Regions from separate parts of the Homo sapiens genome. Here all the other regions are linked to region 3. A link is a contact called in ENCODE Hi-C data. All regions are on one chromosome and are shown on one strand. The core of a region is the stretch at or near the end of the contact, and the rest is flanking DNA. Distances in the headings are between cores, read along the strand shown. Region 1 has its middle 6.6 kb from the start of PON1. Region 2 holds the start of CDK6-AS1 (CDK6 antisense RNA 1). Region 3 holds the start of BET1 (Bet1 golgi vesicular membrane trafficking protein). Region 4 holds the start of CYP51A1 (cytochrome P450 family 51 subfamily A member 1).

Region 1 (3,589 bases), core at 809-3,308, 1.3 Mb before region 3:
TTGGTATTAAAATCCCCCAAATTTGTTCTTCCTCAAAATTTTTTATGGATATTCTTAACTCTTCGTATTTTCACTTAAATTTAGAGTCAGATTGCCAATTTGTACAAAACCTTTCTAGGATTTGTGTTGGAATTTTATTGAGCTCCTTATAGATCAATGCGGGGAGAATGTACATCATTAAATTGCCACCTTTCCAAGATCTGAAGTTGGTATATGTGTCTCTTTAAATGTTTAGTTTCTGTTAGTGAAGTTGTAGATTTTCGTGTAGAGATTTTGAACATCTTCTGTTACATCCTAAGAGTTTAGCAGTTCTGATGCTCTTGTAGATAGTATCTTCTTAAAATTTCATTTTCTAATTGTTTGTTACTACACAAGAACAAATGATTCTGTATACTGACTCTATAGCTAGCTACCTTAGTAAATTTATGTTTTTATTTTAAAGTTTATCTGTAGAGTCTTTCGTATCATCTACATACCAAGCACATTGTCTGTAAATAATGAGTGTTCTAGATCTTCTTTTCCAGCCTTGACATCTCCTCTTTCTTTTTCTTACCTTTAGTTTAATATTGGGCATAAGGGATAATCACAAATGTCTTTGTTCCTTTCTCAATCACCAGGGAAAGCTTTCAAATTCTCATCGAGTGTGAAAATTGCTGTAACTTTTTCTCTTTGGCAAAATATTCTTCACCTGATTAAGAAATTTGCATTCTCTTTCTAGTTTACTAAAAATGTTTTTAATTGTAAATGAGTGTTGGATTTTTAAAATACTTTTTCTGCATCTATTGAGATCATCATTTTTCCCCTTTATTCTGTTAATTATATGTTGATTTAAAACTTCAAGCCAAACTCCCATATGGTGTATAAACCTTACTTGATTATGATATTATTATGTTTTTATAATTGTGGACTTACTTGACTAATATTTTAAGATATTAATGTCCATGTTCATAATAAAGATTGGCCTGTAATTTTAATTTCCCTTTTTTGTAATTAATTGTCAGGTTTTAGTATCAAGGTTATATTCACCTGGTGAAAGACTTGAGAGTTATTTCTTCTTTTTTTATTCTCCAAAAGTTAGTGTAAAATTTAGCATTTTTTCTTCCTTAAGTGTTTGGAATAATTCACTTATGAAGCTACCTGGGACTAAAGATTTCTTTAAGGGGGATTTTAAAGTATAGATTACATTTATTTAAAGAATATAGAAATATTACAATTAAATGTTTCTGCTTGTGTATGCTTTGATAAATTTAGCAATTCATTCTTTTCATTTAAATTTGCAGATTTAGTGGAATAAAGTAGTTCATAATATCCTTTTGTTACATATTTAGGATCTGCGGTAATATCCTCTTTATTTCTCACATTTAGAATTTGTTTTCTTTCTCATTTTCTTTCTGTCAGTCTTACCACAGTTTTATATCTTTCATTAGTCTTTTCAATAATCAACTTTTGAATGTTTTGTCCTAAGTTTTTATTGTAGTAAATTTCACATAGTATAAAATTCATCATTTAACCATTCAATGACATACAATTCAATGGCATTAAGTATGTTCACAATATTGTTCAACCATCACCATGATCTTGCGCCAGAATATTTTTCACCATCTCAGAAGGAAACCTATGTGCATTAAGTAGTTATTCCCCATCCTCCTCTCCCCTGCAGTTCCTGACAACTACTAATCTGCTTTCTGTCTTTATGGATTTGCCTTTTCTGGCTATTTCATGTAAATGGAATCCTATAATATGCTGCCTTTTGTGTTTGGCTTCTTTCACTTAGCATAATGATTTCAAGGTGCATCTATGTTGTGGCATGTATTAGGACTTTATTCTTTTTTTATAACTGAATGACACTTCATACAATGGATAGTCTCTCTTCAAGTTTGTTTTTTATTTCATTGATTGCTGATTTTATCTTCATTTCCATCCTTCTCCTTTCTTTGGATTTTTAAGCTTTTTGAGATGTGTGCTTAGACAATTGAAGTGAAGTGACATAGTTCTGTTAGCTTTCCCTTTTCGTACTTTCAGTTTCTGTTTTTAGGTGCACGTCAGTTTTGGTTTGCCCATATCTAGACATACAAACTTAGGGCTCCTACACTTCCTAATTGGATGACTTTGTATGAATGGGGATAATCGTATTGATCCTATCTCCTTGTCCAGGGTCTTGTGAGAGAATGTAAGGTAAAAGCATTTTGTAAACTAACTTCCAGACTTGGATAGTACCTTGTACTTTGCACTGCCATTGCTTTATATCTGCATAGTGCTTTCACAGGTTTTTAAAAATTTAATACAGCAAACCCACAGGAATTATCTCCATTTTACAGATGTTATTTCTGCTACTATAGAATTTTCAGGAAGTGACCATGAATTTAGTATTTAAAGCCCAGGGTTTTTGGGTTTTTTTTTCTTCCAGCTTTACTATAGCTGCCTCATGCAGAATGGTATTATTGGCATTCTTAGAACATTGGAATTTCACACTTTCAGAAACTTGAGAACATTGCAACAACTGCCAACAGGGCTCAGCATCCTCTGCAGATGAACAACACCAAGTGGTATAGTTACCCAATCAATCCTTTTGCACTTCTACAAAATTAAGCTTGGCAAACTTGGCTCTGGCTTTCTACCAATTCATTGACAGTTTTTACTGACTACTCCGTGAATTAGGCTTTTTGTGGGAAAATAAAAGAATGGGTTGATGTGATTGTTACCAAATATATTTAGGAAGAAGTATTTGAACATGTGCAAATAAATACTTAGCACATGAGGATCAAGGGAGGAAAGGAAAGGGATTCTAATAGTCAAGGTGAGATCTGAGTTTTTAAAGAAGTTTGCTTTTTAAATGTTTGGTTATACATTTCTGGTGATAAAAAAATTCTAAGTTTAAAACACCTTCATAACTTCTCATAACATTTAAAATCTTCACATAGCATGGACTCATACTCTTGTCTGCACATTTTAACATGTGTGAAATAGGAAATTATTGTATAATTAATAGTTTCTTAGAATTGTGTTGTAGATTAATTATAGTTTTTCTTTTTTAGTAGTACATAAAATAAAAGAATAATAGATAGTTATGTATTTAACACTGATGGCATTACAGTAAATAAAATATGGAACATTAAAGTATTCCAGAGGATTCTGTAATAACTTTTAAACATTCATTCATTCATTCATGTATTCAACAATATTTATTGAGCACCTAGATTTTGTTAGGTGCTGTACCAGGCGTTAGAGCTATAACAACAAGCAAGGCATTTTTATACAGGCTTCTGGTCTAGTGAGAAAAACAGTACCGTGATAAAGTATTAACAATACAGAGTGGCAGGAATAATAAAGAAGCAGCATGGTGCAATGAGACATATGAGAATGGTATCCAAGATTTAGACATCAGGAAAAACTAGTAGAAATAAATTGCAAACAGGTGCCTGAAGGAGCAGGTAGGATTTGATCATGTTAAGAATGGGGACTAGTATTCATACCCTCGTGTAATTCCTTCACCTTGAGAGAACAGAATGAATACAACATGGAAAAAATGATATGTCACTTTGAAAATTAGGTTACAAAGAGATGGTGACTTCCATCTGGCTTGTTAAAA
Region 2 (3,775 bases), core at 628-3,127, 1.2 Mb after region 3:
CCACTTGTGTCTCTGGCTTAAAGTCTAATTAGTGACTTGTAGTGATCCAATATTTTTATGTAAATATAAAATCTAATGATTTGCCTTCTTAAATTTATAAGGTATATGAGATTATAGATAGCTTTATAAATACAAATTTTGTTCAGAAAACTGGATCTTATTTTAGAAGACATGCTCTTAACACAAATGTATTTTATGAATTATCTTAAGCTTAAAGACATACAATTATTCACTTTTATTTTTAAAGAAAAAAGTATTATAATGCATTGCAAAATATGTGCTACTGAAAATGCATCAATTTTTATTTCCCTAGCCTTACCTCACACTATAACATAGAATCAGTTTTATAAAGGCAAAAATTTGATTTACTGTGAGATTAGTAACATGGTTTTAAAGTCAAAAGATTTATAGAAGTAGTATTTCCAATTCAAACAGAATTTTGCCAGGTTTTAATTTTTCTACAAAGCACTTAAGTAAATAATTTTGTGAAAAGTTTTGCTTTAAGATGTTTTAAAGGGTTTCAAGTATTCTACAGATAGAGATTTTGGGGAGAACACCAAATTCTTTCCAAAAAGACAGCTATTTCAAGTTTTCTTTTACTCCATTGTAGAAAGTTTTAAAGACTTTTTTTTCTCCAAAATCTAATTTTCACCTGAAATAATTGTATTCAAGGGTTTCTCAGCAGGTAAAGTATACATTCTTACAAGGTTTCAAATTTCAGATTTCCAATAATGCATTTAAACTGAGCACTCCTCTTTTTGTGTATGTATCTACTATCTGCAGTTCTATTATTTACACTAAATTTTAGTCTTTTTAGCTCCTCTGAAATACGTTAGTGAACCCTCAGCAGTTACTAACCACTTAATAATTGTGAGCCCGCCAGCCCCTTCAAGTAGATCGTTAACCATAAGAGTGCCTGACAATTTCCAAACCATATCCTCTGTCTAAAAGGAAAAGATAGGGCTTTGTGAGGCAGAAAGGAAGCGAAGGAAAACAAAACAAATGTAGCTCATGCTGAAAGTGAAAAGTGCTTGGATAGATTAGTATTTTCTTTTCTGCAAGGCATCCTGCCAAACTTTTTCTTTATTTTTTTAAGAGAAGAGTTATTTTTTGGTCTGATTTTTCAGTTTCTTGGAAAGTATTGGTATTTACCACCCCCATTGGCCGCTCATAATTATTGTTGGTTGTTTTGTGTTTTTCCCATCCGTCCACGTCACACAGTGAGGATGCCCCCCGCTTCACCCTGTCAAAACCCCAACTCTGGGCGACCCTGGGTTTGGAAACTCCGCCGACTCCCGACGACACGTCCCACTCTCTCCCACTAATGCCGCTTATTTTAGTCGCAGGATCCCCCTACTACAGTTTCAGCGAAAGCCGGAAATTTTCATTTAACTCTCCCCCCCACCCCCACCCCCACCGCGCCCTTCTAGCCCCCGACTCGTAGAAGGGAGCTAGGGAGCCCGGAGCTCGGAGCACTGCCGGGACTCGGCCGCCTCATTTCTCTCCGGAAGGCTTTAATTTGCACACTTTCTTGCCACTGCGCCACGAGCCCCCAGCCCCGCCGGGGGGTGGGTCTCCGGCAGAGTTGGCTTCGCGGGTCCCTGCCCCCACCCCGCACGGTCGCCCCAGCTGCCTCCCCGGCTGGGGCCCCCAGCGCCGGCCGGAGCCCAGCGGCCCCCGTCCGCCCCCAGCGAGCGGCGCGGGCGGCGCCCTCCGCCGTCCCTCCGCCCTCCGCCGCTGTGCCCACCCCCTCGCCGGAGAGAGTGCTGGTAACTCCTTCCCCAGAGTCTGATTACCTGCTCCGCGAGGCCGCGGACACGTGCGGAGAGCCGACTGACACTCGCAGCCCCCTCGGGAGGCCCGACGCGACTGGGCCCCTCAGGTGAGGAGCTGTGCGCTCGGGTGGGTGGGCTGCGGGGTGGGGGGTCCCGGGGGAGATCTGGGGGATTGGCCGGGGTCCGAGGCAGAACTGTGGGTGGGGTAAGTGGAGGGTGGCGGGGGGTGGGGGGGACCTGTGTTTCCTTGGAATCGGCTTTGGTTAACCCCTTACGAACTGAGACGGGATTGGTTATGGGGGCCAGTTTTGGGGAGCTAGAGGATTCTCCTTATCTGATGAGAGGGGGAGATCCCAGCCTAGGGACACCCGCGACACCGAGATCCTGCTTCCACGTATCCGTACGCACACACACCCACACGGAACACGCCTCATACAGTTTCTCCAAACGGAACTGGAACTCTACTCGGACACTCACATAATAATTCACATTTAGGGTTTAAAATGCACTGCCTCTAGGGACTCCATGCTGGAGAATGTGCTTGCATTTCCCCCTCGAAAACTCCCTCTCCAGCTCGCTGAGGTGTGGGTGTGGGCTCCACCTTCCCCTCCACGAGATAAATGTTAACGCAGGCTTCCTGCGGGCGTGTTATACACAGAAAAGTGCACGCAGCCGGCCAGTGCCCAGGCTTGGAGCCCCGCGAAGACGCACGTTTGCTGTAGTTTCCAAGTTTACTTTTATAATTTAAAATATTGGAGTTAAACACACGCCCCGCAGTGAGCAGCCCTGGTCCCCGCAGCGCGCCCGTCCGTGTGCATATGGGCGCATCTGCGTGTGCGCACACGCGGGAGTCGCGGTCCCCGGTGTGGCCTCTTGTCGCTGTGCTGGTGGCGACCCTTGTGGTGCTTGGCAGGCTTCGGGAGAGGCGCATGAAGGATTTCATTGAGTGTGAAGACAGAGAGCAGAGACAGAAAGCAGAAGGAGGCGGCTGCAGCCTTTGTAGTCGCGGAGGAATGCGGAAATGTTGAAGCACTATGTCAAACTTTTTTTGAAATGGGGTCAAGTCACATTCAGCCAGCGTGGGAAAGCAACAACAACAACAAAAAAAAGTGGAGGAGAGGGGGGGAAAAGGCATTGCTGCTCCCGTTTCTCTCCGCCGAAGCCGACCGTCTGGGGGGCGAGTGGGGGGAGAGCCAGGGCAGTGCGGGGCCCGGCGGGGGCAGCAGGCGCAGTTCCCTGCGGGGGTGGGACGTCCCCGACGCTTCCTTCGCTGCGGAGCCCGGGGCTAGACTCGAGCGGGAGGGGGTTGGGGGGATGCAGGACAGGCGGGTTGGGCGGCCGGCGGCGGCTCCCCGGCTACCTGTGTGGCCCTCGACCTGGCTCAGACCCCCGGGCAGTCCCTGGGGGCTCTTTCCTCGGCTTTTAAGGAAAGTTCTGAATGTAGTGAGTGCCAGAAGCTCTGCTCTCGCCGCGGTCCGCTCCACCCGCTCATCGTGGGGGTCGCGCCGTTTGTTTAATTCCTGGCAAAAGGCGAGCGGGCCAGCGGTTGCGAGGCAGGTAATTCCGAGGTGCCCCGGGAATTCCGGACATGCGGCCGTCGTGGTGAAAGTCCTGCCGAGGCCGCGGCGGCCCTGGAGGAGGGAGGCCCCCTAGGTCCCAGATAGCTGCTGAATGGGGAGGGAAAGTTAGGGTACCCTACTCTGGCGCTTTGTTGTGCAGAGGGCTCCGGGGGCGTCCGGCTGCAGACTGGACCGGGCCTTTAGCCGGAGGGGGAATGGGGCAGCCACCTCTGCTACCTACAGCGGGGAGGTCCTGGGAATGGGAAAAGGTTCGCGAGTCCGGGCCCCGAGGACAGAGACCTTCTCTCTCACCCCTGGAGGCGCAGGATTTAACCCCCCACCCCCCACCCTTTGAAAGGGAGGTTGAGTTTTGCTCAGGTCGAAATCAGTTTAAAACTTAAGGACGAGGCGCGATTATGCTATCCCCTTCCTGAAGTTATT
Region 3 (3,516 bases), core at 932-3,431:
ACATTTTGTGACAGTTCAAATATGATACCCGAGATACTGAATTTGCTTCATGATTGAAAAATGTGTTAATGTTTATTGAACCAGTTTTGAGAGCTTGGTATGCTCTTTTCCCTTGGATTGGACTTGAAATTTGGTCAGGAAGAGGTAGGACAAATGGGCAGGCAGGAAGCAGACAGATAGGAGAAAGAAAAGTTCCAATTTTGCACCTCGATTCAGACATTTCCTGCTTTTATTCTTGCTTTTGTAATTACTAGAAGGAATACTTAATATTATTTTAAGTAATTTTTAGTCCTTTATCTCCTAGAGACCTACAAACATTAGATGTTTTCTGTGAGACTATCCTGTGAGAATAGAGAAGAGGTTCTAAATGCTATTCATCTCTGTGAAATTTATTTGCTTTCAATCAGTAAGAAAAGTTAAGGATTTTAATTTAAAAAGGAAAAAGCACAACGAGAAAAGTGAAAATGATTCCCTCTGATCGCTAATGTCAACTATGGTCACATTTAATAATTCTTTTTCTGCACATTGAGTTCATTTTTCCTGCCTCTTCCTTTGAGTGCAAATTTTTTTCAGATGACATTATCCTAATTTGATACTAGCAACGTTAGCTAAAAACAATAATTGGATTTTTTAGGTAACAACTTCAATATGAACTAGCTTTGCCTTACTTCAGTTATATTCTTAGTACATTATATATGTTTTCCTTTTAACTACATTTCATTCTTATGTCTTCCTACCATGTAAAGGAAGCAGTATATTTTATGTAATCTAAATGATTAGTTCTAGTAAATATTACCATATTTTCAAAAATAACGATTTCTACATTTCCATCAGCAAGCCTTCTGTAAGGCAATTTTTAAACGTTTTAATTATAGAACATGCATTTTTTTAACCAAAGGACTGTCACAGATTTTAAGTTATAAAGGGATACCTAGCTATCATTTCTTTTATTGAATCTCCATCTTTTATTTGTAATAATTGTCCCTGATATTATGCTTATTTAATTTCATTGCTTTTAGAAAATGGCGGTTTTATTTTAATGATTTTTTTCTATCAAAACACTATTGGATAAAGCCTCCTTCCCAGGTTAATAACTCTTATTAAAAATTGTTTTCATGTGTTTTTTACAAAAGCAACTTAACGCAGAGACTTATGCCAGTATTATAGTCAATGTTAATAATGTCCTGGGAAACTATGAGGAAACGCTAAATGATCAAAGATCACATATTCGGAAATCTCTAGTGTGGAGACGATTCCACTGCCATATATACAGCAGCAACAACAAAACCGCAGACACCCAGTGAATTTTGATCACCTACTGTGTATCAGGTTTTTTTGTTTTCCCTTCAAAAACCACGATTTCATCGTATTCTCACGATAAATCCTCTGAGATAAAATGAAATTCTAGGATTAACCTCGATACCAGTAACACCTCCAACTCGCCAACAAGTTTTAAACCCCTAATTGGCACACTGCCTTGTGTAAGCAGTATTTCAATAAGCTTTGTGTAAGTTAAAAAAAAAAAAGTGGGAGAGCGTTTAGGGGTCCTTTGGTCCCCATAACAACTAAAAGTCTTGGTTCTTTCTAGAAGTACAACAGATGCAGTAACAGGGAACTAACTATTCAGTGCCTCTGACCAGATCCCGCAGCCTTTCCTAGTCTGCTCTCATCTGAGCAGGAGTCCTACTCAAAGGAACCTGGTTTTCTTTCCTTTACTGGATACTACAAGGCACAAATCGGTTACTTCTGTGGGTGTCGGATTACTTGTTTGTAAACTGAGAAACCTGGACAAAGTTTTCTCTAACTTTCCCTGAATCGTCTCTGGAGGTGAGAGGGAGTTCGAGGCTAAATCAGGAAAGATACCCCAACCATCCTCTTGTGGGTGGGGAGGAGCAGATCTGCTGGGTTAAACTTGGTGGTCAACAAACTGAAAGCAGCGACCCGCGGGCTGCGAGCGGAACAGCGGGAACGTTGGATCAGAGACCCAGAATCAGAGCCGCAGTCGAAGCCGCCCCCTTTTCCGGACGCCCCGTCCGCTCCTGGAACCGGGTTCACATCACGCCCTCAGCAACACGTTATGCGTTGGTGAACTACATTTCCCAGAATGCCTTTCAACCTTCTTCCCAGGGCTCCAATGAGCGCCGTGGTGACGCCATCATCCGGCGCGGTGTTTAGACTCCACTGATGTCGTGGCGCTTTAGGGGAAGAAGTTGGTGTTTCGCTGGGCCCTGGTACTGAAGACGCGGTCCGGGTCGCCCCTAGCTGTTTCCTACTCACCCAAAGCCCCGCACCCGCCTTTTCTCTCTCTCCTCTGGCAGGATGAGGCGTGCAGGCCTGGGTAAGAAGAGGGCTGAGGTTCGAAGTTCGGGGCCCTAGAACCGGGAGCGCTGGGGCGCGGGAGGAAATCGAACCTGTCTTATGTTCCTGGCATTTGGTCCAAAAAACAGGATGTCTAGAGGGGATCTTTGGGGTCCATGTCGAGTGGAAACACACCATTTGTCCCAGATCTTTGGAATTTCCTTAAGTTTGAGTCAGATTCAAGTTTGGATGGTAGGCTAGAGAAAGTAGTGGACTAGGGGTGGGTGTGTACAGGTGGCATCTCAGTGGTCGAGTGTTTTAGTGTTATTGACTGAGCGTGGTTATGGACGCTGCTATGTTTTCCAAAGCCCGACTCCGGTTTCTGTTTCCCTACTGGCCCTGGATCTTAGTTTCTTCAGAAGCGGAATTTGAAGAGTGGGTGGTTGCACCCAAAGCACGCTAGTAATGGTCGTTAATCTGGTAACAGTGAGTTACAAAGGTAAATGTATGTGTCATTATTGTTAAAGGTCCTGGAACTGGAACTTCTGGGTCAAAGGCGATTTCTTAATCTGAACCTTGTGCCACGGTTAAGGCAGTAGAACGTGGTTAAGGTTTGGCGACTTAACATTTGATCTTTACCTTTGGGGTTAGGAAACTGGCTCATCAGCAAGAATAAGTTAGACACAAGGAATTTTAATGGACCCTTATAGTAACGCACAGCTACTAGAACGGCATTTTCTGGTTCTGAAGCTTTCTCTTAGGACACGATTTTTTTTTTAAAGAAGACCCCGCTAAATTAGAGTGCAGTATACTTCAGAAAATAAATGAAACATTTGAAAAAAGATATTACCTTTCTCAGTCATTATAAGATTGAAAAAAGAAAAAAAAAATCCCCAAAGTGTCAGATATTTAAAGTCAGTGAAAGTTGCCAATAACCGTAGACTTGTTTATTGATCAATAAATTGTAGTATGAGAAAGTTTTTTGTTTTTTTAATGAAGTTTTTATGAATACTTAGATCATAGAAAATGGGGCCAGGTAAATTGAAGAGAAAAAAAAAAGAAATAATTTTGAGCAAGTTTAGCTTTATATGTCTAAATGTTTTTCTTGTTCATCATCCTTAATACCAAAAAAGATTTATTGTGTGCTTGAGTAAGCTCTAGGTATACAGTTGTTTGTTGCCCTGTTTGTGATCCCCAAAGCTTCCAGTCTAGGTGGGG
Region 4 (3,994 bases), core at 1,481-3,980, 1.9 Mb after region 3:
GAGTAGCTGGGATTACAGGCACGCGCCACCATGCCTGGCTAATTTTTGTATTTTTAGTAGAGATGGTGTTTCACCATGTTGGTCAGGCTGGTCTCAAACTCCTGAACTTGTGATCTACCCACCAGGGCCTCCCAAAGTGGTGGGATTACAGGAGTAAGCCACCGCACCCGGCCTATAGCTATATTTTCAAAAATAAAATATTAGTGAGAAGAATGGCATAGTTTTAGATTTTTGTAAATCTCTTTTACACCTGGCTTAATAGAAGACTGTTGGGTTCTTTTTTCTTTTTTAATTTTTTATTTCCATAGGGTTTTAAGAAATGTGGTATTTGGTTACATGAGTAAGTTCTTTAGTGGTGATTTGTGAGATTTTGGTGCAACCATCGCCGAGTAGTATACACTGAACCCAATTTGTAATCTTTTATCCCTCACCCCCTTCCACCCTTTCCCTGAGTCCCCATAGTCCATTGTGTCATTCTTATGCCTTTGCATCCTCATAGCTTAGCTCTCACTTAGGAGTGAGAACATATGATGTTTTGTTTTCCATTCCTGAGTTACTTCACTTAGAATAATAGTCTTCAATCCCATCCAGGTTGCTGAAAATGCCATTCATTCATTCCTTTTTGTGACCACGTAGCATTCCATTCCATATATAAATATATAAATATATATTTATATATATCACAGTTTCTTTCTTTTTTTTTTTTTTTTTTTTGAGACAGAGTTTTGCTCTTGTTGCCCAGGCTGGAGTACAGTGACGCAATCTCGGCTCACTGCAACCTTTGCCTCCCAGGTTCAAGTGATTCTCCTGCCTCAGCCTCCCGAGTAGCTGGGATTAAAGGCGTCTGCCACCACGTCCGGCTAATATTTTGTATTTTTAGTAGAGACGAGGTTTCATCATGTTGGTGAGGCTGGTCTCGAACTCTTGACCTCAGGTGATCCTCCCGCCTCGGCCTCCCAAAGTGCAGGGATTACAGGCGTGAGCCACCGCGACTGGACGGAAGAAACGGTGAAACTTTTAAGGTGGTAGAATTATAGGATCTGATGACTGATTAGATGAAGCATGGAGAGGGCAACAGTGTGCACAGTGATGCCTTTTCTTCACAGGCATTATAGGAGGGACAGGTTGGTAGGAGGAGGCAACGGGTTTAGTTTTGGATTTACTGACCGGGGATGAGTGTTAGCTCTCTAGGTAGAGGTGTTCCGCAGGCAACTGGTGTTGCGGGACAAATCATAGACGGGAGAGACCGAGCAGAGTTCAGGAGAGCCTTTATTATTAAGGTGATCACCGGCTCAGTCGGACTAGGGTCCAGAAAGTCTGAGCCCCGAACAAAGGGATCAATCACCTTTTAAGCAGTTTGTGTTGGGAGTTACGTGTTGCATGAAGTGTACTTGCAGAAGCAAGAACAAAGGCAGTAAATTACTCTTACATTTGTTACACCATATGTCTTACGTCCTTGGGAATACATGCTTTTGTAACACTTGCTAATCAGTTTTGTGACTTTACAGCAGCGCTAGGGAGGGAAGCAAGAACTCGCTGTGCCTCAAGGAATGTGAAACGATGGAACACAGATAAGCCTCTCCACGCATAGGGGAGAAATAAGCAGTTAATATACTCTTAACCCAGGCCTTGGGTAGGGGAGGTGCTATATTACATTCTACCTCAAAGGAAAAGAATATACTTCTTGATTAGTATACTTATAAAATTCATTAATTTCCCTTTCACTGGATATTCCTACTAATTCCCCCAGGGCCTTGCAGTTTTGTCTCATTCGCTGCTCTATCCCCTAGCTTAGCACAAAACCTAGTTCTTAACATTGATTAAATAAATGAATCCGGTCAGGTGCTCCCGTGGGTGATCTGGAAGGAGTTAAATTTGGTAGTCATGGGAGACGCTTCTGTGAAGCCATAGGAGCGAAGATTGATTGTGGCGGCAGGACTGAACTCAGCTTCTGAATCTTTCTAGCCGCTAAACCTACAGACTAAGTGGCGTCCTTGGGGAATGCTGCCTCAAACGGCTCGCGACGTCCTAAAACATGTACATTTATTTTGGAAAATCTGTTTTCGTAAAACCTAGCATACTTAATCACCAACATTTGTTAACTTCATGGTGGCATATTAATACCTGTCAGGTTGATTTTAGTTGGAGTGGGACGGGGCTGACCTCACCGTCCTACCCTTCGGTATGAGGCCGGCGTCTTCACGACCTCGCTTTTCACAACCCCAGTCCCCGAGGGCTTATTTGGGGCTGTCGGAGTCCCCAAGACGTGGCCCCGGAGAAGGGTGAGGTGCCACAGTTCGAGGTGCCCCAGTACCCTGCGTCCGGACAGGGGGCGGTGCTCACGCCCAAGGCCCCGCTGACGCGATGTAGGCCGAGATCACCTCAGGCGCTCGCGGTGCAATCACAGAGCGCGCCGTCGCCGCTCGAGCTCGCCCTGAGATCCCTCCGCTCAGCGCCTTCAACGCCGTGTCCCGGCACCCCGCACCCGGGCACACAAAAAACGGGTCGCCCGCGATTCTCAGGGATTGATCGCCTCTTCAGGTAAGTTATCTTCCGGCCCCGTACCACTGTGCCACAGGCGCAGCCCGCTTCCTCAGGTGCCCTATCCCGCGCAAGAAGACCACGGCTTCACAGAGTGTTATTTAAGGGGCGTGGCCAGCGGAACATCCCGCCCCATTCTGTGACGCACGGGGTGGCGCGCGTGGGACCCGAGGGGTGGGGCTGGGTTTAGTAGGAGACCTGGGGCAAGGCCCCCTGTGGACGACCATCTGCCAGCTTCTCTCGTTCCGTCGATTGGGAGGAGCGGTGGCGACCTCGGCCTTCAGTGTTTCCGACGGAGTGAATGGCGGCGGCGGCTGGGATGCTGCTGCTGGGCTTGCTGCAGGCGGGTGGGTCGGTGCTGGGCCAGGCGATGGAGAAGGTGACAGGCGGCAACCTCTTGTCCATGCTGCTGATCGCCTGCGCCTTCACCCTCAGCCTGGTCTACCTGATCCGTCTGGCCGCCGGCCACCTGGTCCAGCTGCCCGCAGGGGTGGTACGTACATTCTTTAGGGTCTGAGTGGGGCGCGCGCCGCAGCTGAGGCGGCCGAAGGGCTGGCGTGGGCGGCTCCGTGGCCCCGACCGGCTCAGTGGATGGCAAGGGCGGGGGCGACTGCGGCCATGCTTGGCGTGGCTTTGGTGGCAGGCGCGCTGGGGGCTGGAGTAGTGGCTGCGGCGGCGGCACTGCTGCTGGTGGCGCTGGCTGTAGCACCCGCCATTGCCTTGTGTTGGGGGGCGGTGCTGGCCTCCCCGGCTGTGTATCTGATCCTAGACGGGGTCGTGGTTGCGGCATTTGTGGTTGTAGCGGTCTGTACTGACCGCAGCAGTGGTGCCCCTAGTGGCGGTGGCTGGATTGGCGGCTGTGGGTTTGAACGACCCGGTGGTCGTTGGGGCCCTTGGTGGGGGTCCTGACGGAGATGCTGTTGGCAGCTGGCCCGTCATCCTGGAGGCTGCCCTGTGTGGTTCAGTGTTCTGTGGGCTGTAGCAGTGCCCCTAATGGTGGTTTATACCCATATTAAGGAGGATGTGTAGAGTGTGGTAATGGTAGTGACTGGAGTGTGGTAAGGGCCTTCCTCTGATGCTAATAATGTAACAGTTTCTCGGCCGGGAGCAGTGGCTCACGCCTGTAATCCCAGCACTTCGGGAGGCCGAAGCGGGCGGATCACCTGAGGTCAGGAGTTCCAGACCAGCCTGAACAACATGGAGAAACCCCATCTCTACTAAAATACAACAAAACAAAACAAAAATTAGCTGGATGTGGTGGCACACGCCTGTAGTCCCAGCTGCTTGGGAAGCTGAGGCCCGAGAATCACTTGAACCTAGGAGGCGGAGGTTGCAGTAAACCGAGATTGCGCCACTGGACTCCAGTCTGGGCGACAGAATGAGACTCCGTCTCAAAAAAAAAAAAAATCATTTTCTTCAATTTAACAGCCTTATTAACCTAGCTTTCAATCTC

Evidence for each region. A loop is a pair of places that touch in the nucleus more often than their neighbours do. Pooled maps may share reads with other maps.
Region 1: a pooled map shows a loop between it and region 3 (4-fold over the local background). The contact joins the enhancer-like site here to the promoter of BET1 in region 3. A Hi-C loop is called at or near these places in 4 of 50 pooled maps.
Region 2: a loop to region 3 is called in a map of CD8-positive, alpha-beta T cell, with 11 times the contacts of the local background. The contact joins the promoter of CDK6-AS1 here to the promoter of BET1 in region 3. A Hi-C loop is called at or near these places in 4 of 168 maps with a recorded cell type or tissue (CD4-positive, alpha-beta T cell, CD8-positive, alpha-beta T cell and naive thymus-derived CD4-positive, alpha-beta T cell) and 7 of 50 pooled maps.
Region 4: a loop to region 3 is called in a map of CD4-positive, alpha-beta T cell, with 6 times the contacts of the local background. The contact joins the promoter of CYP51A1 here to the promoter of BET1 in region 3. A Hi-C loop is called at or near these places in 3 of 168 maps with a recorded cell type or tissue (CD4-positive, alpha-beta T cell, CD4-positive, alpha-beta memory T cell and naive thymus-derived CD4-positive, alpha-beta T cell) and 12 of 50 pooled maps.

Annotation. Positions count from the first base shown.
Region 1 is chr7:95,329,305-95,332,893 of GRCh38, reverse strand. No RefSeq gene overlaps it. Among named protein-coding and RNA genes, the nearest start is that of PON1, 6.6 kb to the right of the region's middle. Within about 2 kb of position 2,058, at least 2 of the 41 ENCODE cell types and tissues checked have a DNase peak (open chromatin) inside an H3K27ac peak, as active enhancers do.
Region 2 is chr7:92,834,585-92,838,359 of GRCh38, reverse strand. CDK6-AS1 (CDK6 antisense RNA 1) reads right to left here and starts at 1,877. Exons shown (of 2, transcript NR_110088.1): 1 at 1,797-1,877. It overlaps CDK6 (cyclin dependent kinase 6), which reads left to right and starts at 1,787. Exons shown (of 8, transcript NM_001145306.2): 1 at 1,787-1,882. RefSeq lists silencers at 1,485-1,844, 2,955-3,204 and an enhancer at 2,295-2,374.
Region 3 is chr7:94,003,020-94,006,535 of GRCh38, reverse strand. BET1 (Bet1 golgi vesicular membrane trafficking protein) reads left to right here and starts at 2,181. Exons shown (of 4, transcript NM_005868.6): 1 at 2,181-2,338. The coding sequence starts at 2,320. RefSeq lists enhancers at 1,615-2,244, 2,255-2,304, 1,759-2,364, 2,365-2,971.
Region 4 is chr7:92,133,213-92,137,206 of GRCh38, reverse strand. CYP51A1 (cytochrome P450 family 51 subfamily A member 1) reads left to right here and starts at 2,730. Exons shown (of 10, transcript NM_000786.4): 1 at 2,730-3,034. The coding sequence starts at 2,843. It overlaps CYP51A1-AS1 (CYP51A1 antisense RNA 1), which reads right to left and starts at 2,644. Exons shown (of 3, transcript NR_122110.1): 1 at 2,125-2,644. RefSeq lists enhancers at 1,742-2,568, 2,105-2,764, 3,135-3,184, 3,345-3,394, 2,569-3,395.